Regions from separate parts of the Homo sapiens genome. Here region 1 is linked to region 2. A link is an interaction called in ENCODE POLR2A ChIA-PET data of the cell type or tissue named here. Cell type or tissue: PC-3. All regions are shown on one strand. Links, peaks and the distances in the headings refer to the core of each region. The heading gives the core; the rest is flanking DNA. Region 1 overlaps NR2F6 (nuclear receptor subfamily 2 group F member 6). Region 2 overlaps MYO9B (myosin IXB).

Evidence for each region. Peaks named below come from ENCODE experiments on the same cell type or tissue, not always from the same donor. Only the 100,000 strongest peaks of a DNase experiment are listed, where the experiment ranks them.
Region 1: POLR2A ChIA-PET joins it to region 2 with 15 read pairs; 12 of 35 experiments call an interaction of 5 or more read pairs at or near these places.

Annotation. Positions count from the first base shown.
Region 1 is chr19:17,238,261-17,243,627 of GRCh38, reverse strand. It overlaps NR2F6 (nuclear receptor subfamily 2 group F member 6), which reads left to right. Exons shown (of 4, transcript NM_005234.4): 2 at 2,863-2,957. Among named protein-coding and RNA genes, the nearest start is that of NR2F6, 5.0 kb to the left of the region's middle. RefSeq lists a silencer at 4,195-4,373. In PC-3, for the core only: no CTCF peak of the experiment used is centred there; no DNase peak of the experiment used is centred there; H3K4me3 peaks cover 520 bases.
Region 2 is chr19:17,133,343-17,138,709 of GRCh38, reverse strand. The region is part of intron 2 of MYO9B (myosin IXB); the gene reads right to left. Among named protein-coding and RNA genes, the nearest start is that of SNORA118, 44 kb to the right of the region's middle. RefSeq lists enhancers at 2,500-3,109, 3,110-3,718, 3,719-4,328. In PC-3, for the core only: no CTCF peak of the experiment used is centred there; a DNase peak (open chromatin) is centred at 3,039; H3K4me3 peaks cover 711 bases; H3K27ac peaks cover 2,469 bases.

The DNA.
Region 1 (5,367 bases), core at 81-5,080, 110 kb before region 2:
GCACAAAGTGGGCCACTAGACTTTGGCCTCATTCTTGCTGCTGGAAAACCGCCTGCTCTCTGGTCATATCTTTAGGGAGGGTAAGGGAGGGGGGCTCAGGCAGTTTTGGGGTCCCAGGAGCTTCCTGAGGGTGGTGTCAGGGAGCAGCAATTTTGGGTGGGGGGGGCCTTGCTTGGAGCTGACAGGTTTGTGCTGTGTCAGTTGTGTGACCTGGTGAAATCACCATTCCATTCTGAGCTTCAAATGGATTGAGCAGGGTCTCGCTGGGGCCCAGCCTGGGTAGTTTGATGCCAGCCCCTCCAGAGAGACCCCAGCTCCAAGTCTAGCTCCTGAGAAGCCCCCAGTCTGGAGGAGACACAGTGAGACAGATGCCCCAAGTCTGTGGGATCTGGGGTCCCAGGGAGAGAGCAGAGGCTCTGCCTGGAGGTCAGAGAGGGCTGCCTGGAGGAGGCTAGGGGACATGAGCCTTGAAGCATGGAGTTGGCAGGTGGAAGAAAGGCCACAGGGACATGCCAGAATGTGGTCCAGACAAAACACTTAGTGGCAGACTGGGGGAGCTGTGCTGTAAGAGGGGGACTGTGCAGCCATGGGAGAAGTCAGAGCTAGGTGGGCCTGAAATGCTGGCTGAGGGTAATGGGGAGCCATAGAGGGTGTGTGAGCAGGAGAGGGCTCTGATCAAATTGGACTGGAGGCCAGAAGCCCAGGGAGGAAGCTGAGTTGGGCCATGGGGTTGGGCAAAAAAGCTTGCACTCTTTAGGTGGGATAACAGGAAGAACTTAACTGTTTCCCTCCTTGGAGGGATGGATCTGTCCCAATTCCACAGCTGGGGAAGTTGAGACTGAAGGTTCAGGGCCTCCCCTGAGGTCAGGGGCCCCTGAGCTGGGCCTCTGCCTGCCTGCAGGGCCGCCCCAGGCCAGGCCGTTTCCACCCGGCTGCCCTGGACCCTCCCACCACCCAGCCGCTGGGCTTTGTTCTGGTTCTGCCTGAGCTCCCTCTGCCCTAGTGGGGCCTCTTCCCAGGGGCTCAGTGGCTGGTGCTGCAGGACCCAGGCAGTGGTGGAGGGGGGGTACGGGGGAGTGGGCGCAGATCCTCAGCTTTCCTAAGTTGGGTTCTCCGGCTGGGCTCTGGGTCTTGGCACTGTCCCCCGTGAACCCCTCTGACCCAGTCCATCCCATATGATAGGGCAATATCTGACCTCCCATTTTCAGATGAGGAAACCGAGGCTCAGTGGGGCAGTCGCCACCTGAGGGGCAGGGCTGGGTATCTGCAGCTGAGATTCATCTGTTTTGTTTTGTTTTGTTTTGTTTTTGAGACGGAGTTTCACTCTTGTTGCCCAGGCTGGAGTGCGATGGCGTGATCTCAACTCACTGCAACCTCTGCCTCCCGGGTTCAAGCGGTTCTCCTGCCTCAGCCTCCCAAATAGCTGGGATTACAGGCATGCGCCACCATGCCCGGCTAATTTTGTATTTTTAGTAGAGACAGGTTTTCTCTATGTTGTTCAGGCTGGTCTCAAACTCCCAACCTCAGGTGATCCGCCCGCCTCGGCCTCCCAAAGTGCTGGGATTACAGGCATGAGCCACTGCACCCAGCCTTTTTTTTTTTCTTTTTTTTTGAGACAGAGTCTCACTCTGTCACCCTGGCTGGAATGCAGTGGGTCAATCTTGGCTCACTGCAACCTCCACCTCCCCAGTTCAAGCGATTCTCCTTCCTCAGCCTGCCAAGTAGCTGGGATTACAGGCATGCGCCACCACGCCCAGCTCATTTTTGTATTTTTAGTAGAGACGGGGTTTCACCATGTTGGCCAGGCTGGTCTTGAACTGACCTCAGGTGATCCACCCTCCCCCGCCTCCCAAAGTGCTGGGATTACAGGCGTGAGCCACTGCAGAGATGCATCTGTTTAATTCCCTTAAGTGGTGGTTCTACTCTGTGACTGTCTCTGTGTGTCCCCTGGGTGTCCAGCTGGAACCCCAGGGGTAGTTGCTCCAGGCCCAGGCCTTGGAGAGCCCCCAGCTCCTGGTGGCAAGAGACCAGGGGAGTCCAAGGGCAGGGGCCAAGGGGAGAAGGTTCTGGGGACATTTGAAGAATAAGGCCTGGACCTTCCTGCTTGGGGGCTGACCCAGGATGGGGAGCTCACCACCTCTCAGGGTGGGGCCACCTGTCTCATCCCTGCAAGAGGCAACGGCATTCACTGAGGGCTGACCAGGAAAATCTCCAGCTTGCATAGGGGTTGGGTGGTCCTCTCGGAAGAGCGTAGGTGTGGGGCCTTCAGGGCTGAGGACCAGAGTGACTTTGTTTACTTCCTCATTCCTTGGGGTGGGCATTGTGCGGGTGATAATGCTGGGGCCCCACAATGCTATGACCCCACAGACCACTAGCCCCTGGCCTGACCCCTAGTTAATTCACAAAGTCCAGCTCTCTGACCATGTCCTCTTTGCCTTCACATCTTTTTGGGGACAATGACCCTGCTCAGCCTGACAGTGACCAAATAAAATGAAACTCTTTAGGCCTCCATATTTGTGTATTTCAACCCTTTTGCTCTGGCTGTACCCTCTCTCTGGGATCACCCCGCCATTCACCTGGAGAACTCCTATTCATCCTTCAAAACCCATGCCAATGTGCCCTCCCTGGGGTGTTCATCTGCTTTTCCACAGATTCCTCTTCATCCATCACCACTCATCCGGGTTATCCTGTCTGGTTTGCAGACCTGCAAGCTGAGCTCCTGTACCCCTTTGGGGCTACCTCTCCAGTCTAGAGGGCCCCTACTAGTATTTCTGAGGGGCAGCCTCCAAAGGCGGCTCATAGGCTGGTTCGGGGAGGAGGATATGGGGGTCTCAGGGAGCCCTGGCTTCTGTGTGCCCCCAGGTCCAACCGTGACTGCCAGATCGACCAGCACCACCGGAACCAGTGCCAGTACTGCCGTCTCAAGAAGTGCTTCCGGGTGGGCATGAGGAAGGAGGGTGAGTACGTGCTGGGGACACACTGGGGACGATCACAGCCGCTGGAGCCGGGGTGAACAAACAGCTTCTTCCTCCCCTTTTTCCCCTCCCTTTCACCCCTCCCTTTCACAGGGGTCTGGGTGCCTCACAGGGTGGGGGCCGGCGCCTGCTAACCTCATTACCACTGATCCCTTGATCCCGTGGGCTGCAGTCTGGCCCTAGGCTGGAGGAATCCAATTAGGATCCGTGGCCCCCTGGTTGCTGCCGTGGAGCTGAAGAGGCCAGGGACGCCCCACAAGGGACTTTCCCCAGCCCCATTCTCTTGCAGGAGCTGCCTTCCCCAATTACCCCCGACTCCAGCCTCAGAGGCCAGTTCCCTGGCCCTGACACCTTGGTGACCTCTTGTCTGCTAGCGCGGCCACCGCGTTCTGAACAAGGATTTTTTTTTTTATTTGATTTGTTTCTCCTCCACCCTTCACCCATGCTTTTTGTTTGCCCAAGGCAGGAACTCTGCCCGATTAAGGCAAAGGGCAGCTTACCCTTTCTTCTGACCCCGGGCGCTGGGAGCAAGAGTGAGGCCCAGCTGTCTCTGCTCAGGGGACCCAGGTGGACGGGCGTATTCTGGGCTGCTGGGCCTAGAACTCTGCCAAACCCCCTTAGAATTCAAGTAGAACCCAGAGATTTCTGCATGGATTTCTGGGGTTCAGGAATAGAATCTAGCCTATTGGACGAGATCTCCTGTGCTGGGTTTCAGGTTCCTCTGGGGACTGTGTCGTGGGCCAGGCTGGCAGTTCTTTCTAATGTCTAACCTGAGCCTCCCCTGCTTTGAAGTTTTTTTTTCCTTATTTTCTTTATTTATTTTTATTTTTATTTGAGATGGAGTCTCGCTCCATCTTCCAGGCTGGAGTGCAGTGGTGTGATCTCAGCTCACTGCAGCCTCCGCCTCCCGGGTTCAAGTGATTGTCCTGCCTCAGCCTCCCGAGTAGCTGGGACTACAGATACGGGCCAACACGCCCAGCTAATTTTTTTTTTTTTTCTGAGACTGAGTCTTGCTCTGTCGCCCAGGCTGGAGTGCAGTGGCATGATCTCGGCTCACTGCAGGCTCCGCCCCCTGGGTTCACGCCATTCTCCTGCCTCAGCCTCCGGAGTAGCTGGGACTACAGGCGCCTGCCATCTCGCCCGGATATTTTTGTATTTTTAGTAGAGACGGGGTTTCACCATGTTAGCCAGGATGGTCTCGATCTCCTGACCTCGTGATCTGCCTGCCTCAGCCTCCCAAAGTGCTGGGATTACAGGCGTAAGCCACCGCGCCCGGCACGCCCACCTAATTTTTGTATTTTGTTTTGTTTTGTTTTTGAGACAGAGTCTCGCTCTGTTGCCAGGCTGGAGTGCTGTGGTGCCATCTCGGCTCACTGCAACCTCTGACTCCCTGGTTCAAGCGATTCTCCTGCCTCAGCCTCCTGAGTAGCTGGGATTACAGGCACATGCCACCACGCCCAGCTAATTTTTGTATTTTTAATAGAGATGGAGTTTCACTATGTTGGCCAGGATGGTCTCGATCTCCTGATCTCGTGATCTGCCCGCCTCGGCCTCCCAAAGTGTTGGGATTACAGGCGTGAGTCACCGCGCCTGGCCTAATTTTTGTATTTTTAATAGAGATGGTGTTTCACCGTGTTGGCCAGGCTGGAGTCTCCAACTCCTGACCCCAGGTGATCCGCTCGCCTCAGCCTCCCAAAGTGCTCGGATTATAGGCATGAGCCACCCCACCCGGCAGCTTTTTTTATTTTCTAGAGACAGAGTCCCACTATGTTGCCCAGGCTGGTCTCGAACTCCTAGCTTGAAGCGACCCTCCCACCTTGGCCTCCCAAACTACTGGGATTACAGGAATGAGCCACCATACTTGGCGTAAAGCTGTTGTTTTTTGGTCTAGGCCTTGGTGGGAGAAGCTGAGAGAGGCAGCTGAGGGGCTTTCTTTTAAAACTGATCACTCCCTGTGGCCCTTTTAAGTTTGGGGGTAACTTTCTTGTCCCTGCCCCCATAACATGGATTTTGCCTCTACTTGTCTATTTTACCTAAAATCCTCATATATCTCAAGTCATGGCCTCAGAGCAAACAGCCTCGCCAGAAGTCTCCAAAAGCCTCGGGTGGAAATATTTATGATGACAGCTCATGCTTTAAGCACACCTGCCTCGGGTCCTTTGCACGGGCTCTTCCCTCTGCCTGGAGTGCACTTTTTCCAGGTCCATACATGGCTCCCTCCCTAACCTTGCCTTCAAGGTTTGCTCAAACATCACCTCCTCAGGGAAGCCCTCCTGATCCCCCTGTATTTGACGCCACCTGTCTTGTTCTGTAATTTGCTTACACCCAGAATGTCCATTCCCTGTGGGCAGGTATTTTTGTCTGTCTTGTTCCCCAGCGCCTAGACCAGGGC
Region 2 (5,367 bases), core at 214-5,213:
CCCATAGTTAAGCAATGCGTAACCATATTCTGTGACAGTAGCCCGAACAGATTAAGACACTGGCTGACCACTGAGTGGAGGCTTTTGTGGGGCAGCCTGAATGGGGAAGTCCCATTAAAAATGCAACTGAGTGGCTGGGCGCAGTGGTCACGCCTGTAATCTCAGCATTTTGGGAGGCCAAGGCAGGAGGATGGCTTGAGGCCAGGAGTTCAAGACCAGCCTGGGCAACATGGCGAAACCCCAAATCTAGAAAAAATTTAAAAAATTAGCCAGGTATGCAGCAATCCCTTTACTGGGCATATACCCAAAGGATTATAAATCATTCTGCGATAGAGATACATGCACACGTATGTTTACTGCGGCACTATTCACAATAGCAAAGACTCAGAACCAACCCAAATGTCCATCAGTGATAGACTGGATTAAGAAAATGTGGCACATATACACTATGGAATACTATGCAGCCATAAAAAAGGATGAGTTCATGTCCTTTGCAGGGACATGGATGAAGCTGGAAACCATCATTCTCACCAAACTATCACAAGATCAGAAAACCAAACACCACATGTTCTCACTCATAAATGGGAGTTGAACAATGAGAACACATGGACACAGGGAGGGGAACATCACACACCAGGGCCTGTAGGGGGTAGGGGGCTAGGAGAGGGATAACATTAGGAGAAATACCTAATGTAGGTGACGGGTTGATGGGTGCAGCAAACCACCATGGCATGTGTATACCTATGTAACGAAACTGCACGTTCTGCACATGTATCCCAGAACTTAAAGTATTAAAAAAAAAAAAAGCCAGGTATGGTGGTGGGTGCCTGTAGTTCCAGTTACTTTGGAGGCTGAGGTGGGAGGATTGCTTCAGCCCAGGAGGTTGAGGCTGCAGCTGCATTTGCGCCCCTGCACTCCAGCCTCGGCGACAGAGCGAGACTCTGTTTCAAATAAAAAAAAAGGATCTGACCATGGGAGGCCCAGATACTCCCTTGGAGAAGGCTCCATTCAGCTGCAAAGCCTCGGGCAGAGCTTGAAGCCCGGACAGTTGCTGTGGCTGGACCCATGTGCGGGTCACACTACTCAAGGAGCTGGCTGTTTGGGTCATGGGACAAGGAAACAGGGAGGAGCTCAAGATCATGGGGCACGGAGCCAAGCAGGAAGGTGATAAGGAGGGGGCCCCAGAGAGAGATGACCTGGTCCTCTACAGAGAAGGGGGTCTGGGAAGTAGCCGGGTGCTTTTGGTGGGGGCGGACTGGGTCACCACATGAGCCTTGCTCACCTCTTGTTGTTGTTGTTGTTGTTTGAGACAGGGAGACAGGGTCTCACTCTGTCGCCCAGACTGGAGTTTAAGTGGTGCGACCATAGCTCACTGCAGCCTCAACCTCAACCCCCAGGCTCAGGCGATCCTCCCATTTCTGTCTCTTAAGGAGCTGAGACCACAGGTATGTATCACCGCACCTGGCTTTTTTTTTTTTTTTTTTGAGACAGTTTGCTCTTGTTGCCCAGGCTGGAGTGCAATGGCACAATCTTGGCTCACTGCAACTTCTGCCTCCTGGGTTCAAGCAATTCTCCTGCCTCAGCCTCCCGAGTAGCTGGGATTATAGGCACGCGCCATCACCCCGGCTAATTTTGTATTTTAAGTAGAGACGGGGTTTCTCCATGTTGGTCAGGCTGGTCTTGAACTTCTGACCTCAGGTGATCTGCCCGCCTCGGCTTCCCAAAGTGCTGGGATTACAGGCGTGAGCCTCTGTGCCTGGCCTAATTTTAAAAATTATTTTTGTCGACACGAATCTTACTGTGTTACCCAGGTTGGTCTGGGGCTCCTGGACTCAAGCAATCCTTCCATCTCAGCCTCCCAAAGTGCTGAGATTACAGGTGTGAGCCACTGGGCCCGGTCTGACCTGTTGAACTTTGAAACAGTCTCTGGAGGGTCTGATGAAACCCAGGGGGCTGGTCGGTGGGCGGGAACCACCAAGGGCTCTGCTGGTGAAGTTGACTTTCCTGGGTGCCTATGGGACTTTTTGAGGGTGAACCATCCTGTGTGATGGGGGCGTCCTGTGCACTACACGGTGTTGAACAGCGTCCCTGGCCTCCACCTACCCGATGCCATCTGGGATAACCAAAGAATGTCCCCAGAGATCGGCAAATCACCCCGGCTGCGGAGCATTGATGTACACAGACAGAAATAAAAGGGGTTGCAGGGCTGGGTAGTCGGGGCTCACTGGTCCCTTTGTCCCTTCCATAGGTTCCCATATGTGCTGCATTCTAGGTGCTGAGGGGTCCCTGCGGTCTTTCTAGGTTTCATTTCCAGCTCTCCAGAGGGTAGCTGGAGAACTGTTTTTTGTTGTTATTTGGAGTGAAACCCCCAGTCTCGAGGCACTGACTCGTCTCCTTGGATGCTCACGGGACCCTGCAGGGCCATAGTCTGGAGCTCACGCAGGAAATCAGCTTCAGCCTGGGGCCCGGTGCCTGGGCCTAGGCCCTCCTCCTTGCTCCCTGCCTGACAGCACGAAGCCCAGCCTCACCTATGTGGTCCCACGACCAGACTCTCCTCCCCAGTCACCCTCAATTCAAAGAGATCTGTCAGGGAAACCCTAAAATAACGTCCCAGGAAGGGGCTCAGAAAGCTTCCCTGCTTAACTATGAGCAGATGGCAAAGGGATGCCTGTCCTCAGGGGTGGGGTGGGGGGGACAGTCCTGTTGGTGGCCCTGGGGTGTCTGCAGCAGGAAACGGGTCTCTCTCTGAGTCAGGGTCCCCGTAGTACCTTGGTGTAAAGCCTGGTCTGTGGCAGAGGTGCCCCAGAAATGTACATTTGTACCTTAAAGAGCCACAGTGCTCACTTTAAACCCAGGGGACAAGTCTCTGCAGTGACTTCTAATATCACAGCCAGGCCTGGTGTCTTGGGAACGTAACACAGGGAACGCCTTGGGATATGAGGGGCCCCTCCCACCACCATGGCTGCCCAAGGGCTGGCTTTCTGGTTCTGCGATTACCCGATTACCCCGTGCACCAATTATCCATGCATAGAGGCTGCTCCCAGGCCCGGTGACCTCACGCGTCTGGTATGCGGTCTCAGCACACTGCGACTTTTCAAAGCCCATCTAAAAATATCCGGTTGGTGCTATTATACATCCGAGGGGGAAGTGCGGCCCAGCGCTCGCAGCGAGGGGTGCTATTGTGTTGCTGCTTGGCTGGGCTGGCCGGGGGCTCGCACGGTCTCAAAGCACAAGGGTGGCTGGTGTGCCTGGAGTATCATGTGGGGTCCAGGGTGGACAGAAGGGAGGAAGTGGGACCCCGGTGTCAACAACTATGCGATATAATCTGGCACACGCACCGGGAAGGCGGATGCCATGGTCCCCCCAGGCTATAAAACCCACAGCGCTGGACTCACTCAAAACCAAAAAACGCCTCTCCTTTAACAGAAACACATTTTTTTTTCTTTTATAATATAAAAAACATGTTTCTAATATAAGTTGTAAACTTTGGAAAAAAATTATTATCTCACTAGGTCTAGCAATCCCACTTCTGGGTATATATCCAAAGGAAATGACATCAGTACGTGGAAGAAATGCTTGCATTCTCACGTTCATTTCAGCACTAATCACAATAGCCAAGACGTGTGCATCAACAGATGAATGAATAGGCTGGGTTCAGTGGCTCACTCCTGTAATCCTAGCACTTTGGGAGGCCGGGGTGGGCAGATCACTTGAGGTCAGGAGTTCGAGACCAGCCTGGCCAACATGGCGAAACCCCGTCTCTACTAAAAATACAAAAATTAGCCGGGTGTGGTGGTGCATGCCTGTAATCCCAACTACCTGGGAGGCTGAGGCAGGAGAATCGTCTGAACCCAGGAGGTGGAGGTTGCAGTGAGCCGAGATCGTGCTACTGCACTCCGACCTGAGCAACAAAGCAAGACTCCGTCTCGAAAAAAAACAAAAAACCCCACAGATGAATGGATAAAGAAACTGTGGTTTATATACACTATGGAATAGTATTTGGCCATAAAAAAGGAGATCCTGGCTGAGCATGGTGGCTCACACCTGTAATTCCAGCACTTTGGGAGGCCAAGGTGGGCAGATCACTTGAGGTCAGTTCGACACCAACCTGGTTAACGTGGTAAAATCTCATCTCTACTAGAACAGAAAAATCAGCTGGGCATGTTGGTGGGCTCCTATAATCCCAGCTACAGGGGAGGCTGAGACACGAAAATCGCTTGAAACCGAGAGGCAGAGGTTGCACTGAGCTGAGATCGCACCACTGCACTCTGGCCTGGGTGACAGAGCGAGAGTCTGTCTCAAAAAAAAAAAAAAAAAAAAAAAAAAAACAAACAAAACGAAAAAAAAAACAAAGAGATCCTGTCATTTGCAACAACATGGATGAAGCTGAGGGATACTATGTTAATAAGCCAGGCACAGAAAGGCAAATACTGCATGATCTCACTCGTGTAGAATTTTTAAAAGTTGAACTCATAGTGGGAAAGGGGAGGAAGGGAGTGAGGGTTGAAAAGTTACCTATTGGATACAGTGTTCACTATTTGAGTGATGGGTATTTTAGAAGCCCAACCCTAACCATTACCCAATATATCCCTGTAACAAACTACACATGTACCCCCAGTCCAAAAAAAAACTCACAGAAGTAGAAAGCAGGCCAGGCATGGTGGCTCACGCCTGTAATCCCAGCACTTTGGGAGGCCGAGGCGGGCAGATCATGAGGTCAGGAGATCGAGATCATCCTGGCTAACACGGTGAAACCCCGTCTCTACTAAAAATACAAAAAAATTAGCCGGGCGTGGTGGCGGGTGCCTATAGTCTCAGCTACTCGGGAGGCTGAGGCAGGAGAATGGTGTGAACCTGGGAGGCGGAGCTTGCAGTGAGCCGAGATGGTGCCACTGCACTCCAGCCTGGGTGACAGAGCGAGACCTCCGCCTCAGAAAAAAAAGAAGTAGGAAAGTAGGGCTGGTGCTGTGGCTGATGCCTATAATCCCCCAGCACTTTGGGAGGCAGAGATGGGAGGATCGCTTGAGGCCAGGAGTTTGAGACCAGCCTGGGCAACATAGTGACACCCCATCTTTACAAAAAATAAAAAGCTAGGTGTGGTGGGACACACCTGTTGTCCTAGATACTCAGGAGGCTGAGGCAGAAGGATCGCTTAGGCCCAGGAAGTTGAGGCTGCAGTGAACTGTGATTGCACCACTGCACTCCAGCCTGGGTGACAGAGCGAGACCCTGTCTCAAAAAAACGGAAGTAGAAAGTAGAATACTGGTTACCGGGGGTGGCGGCAGGGTTGGGGAGATGCTGGTCAAAGGATATAAATTTCAATTAGAGAGGAGGAATAAATTCAAGCGATCTATTGTATAACATGGT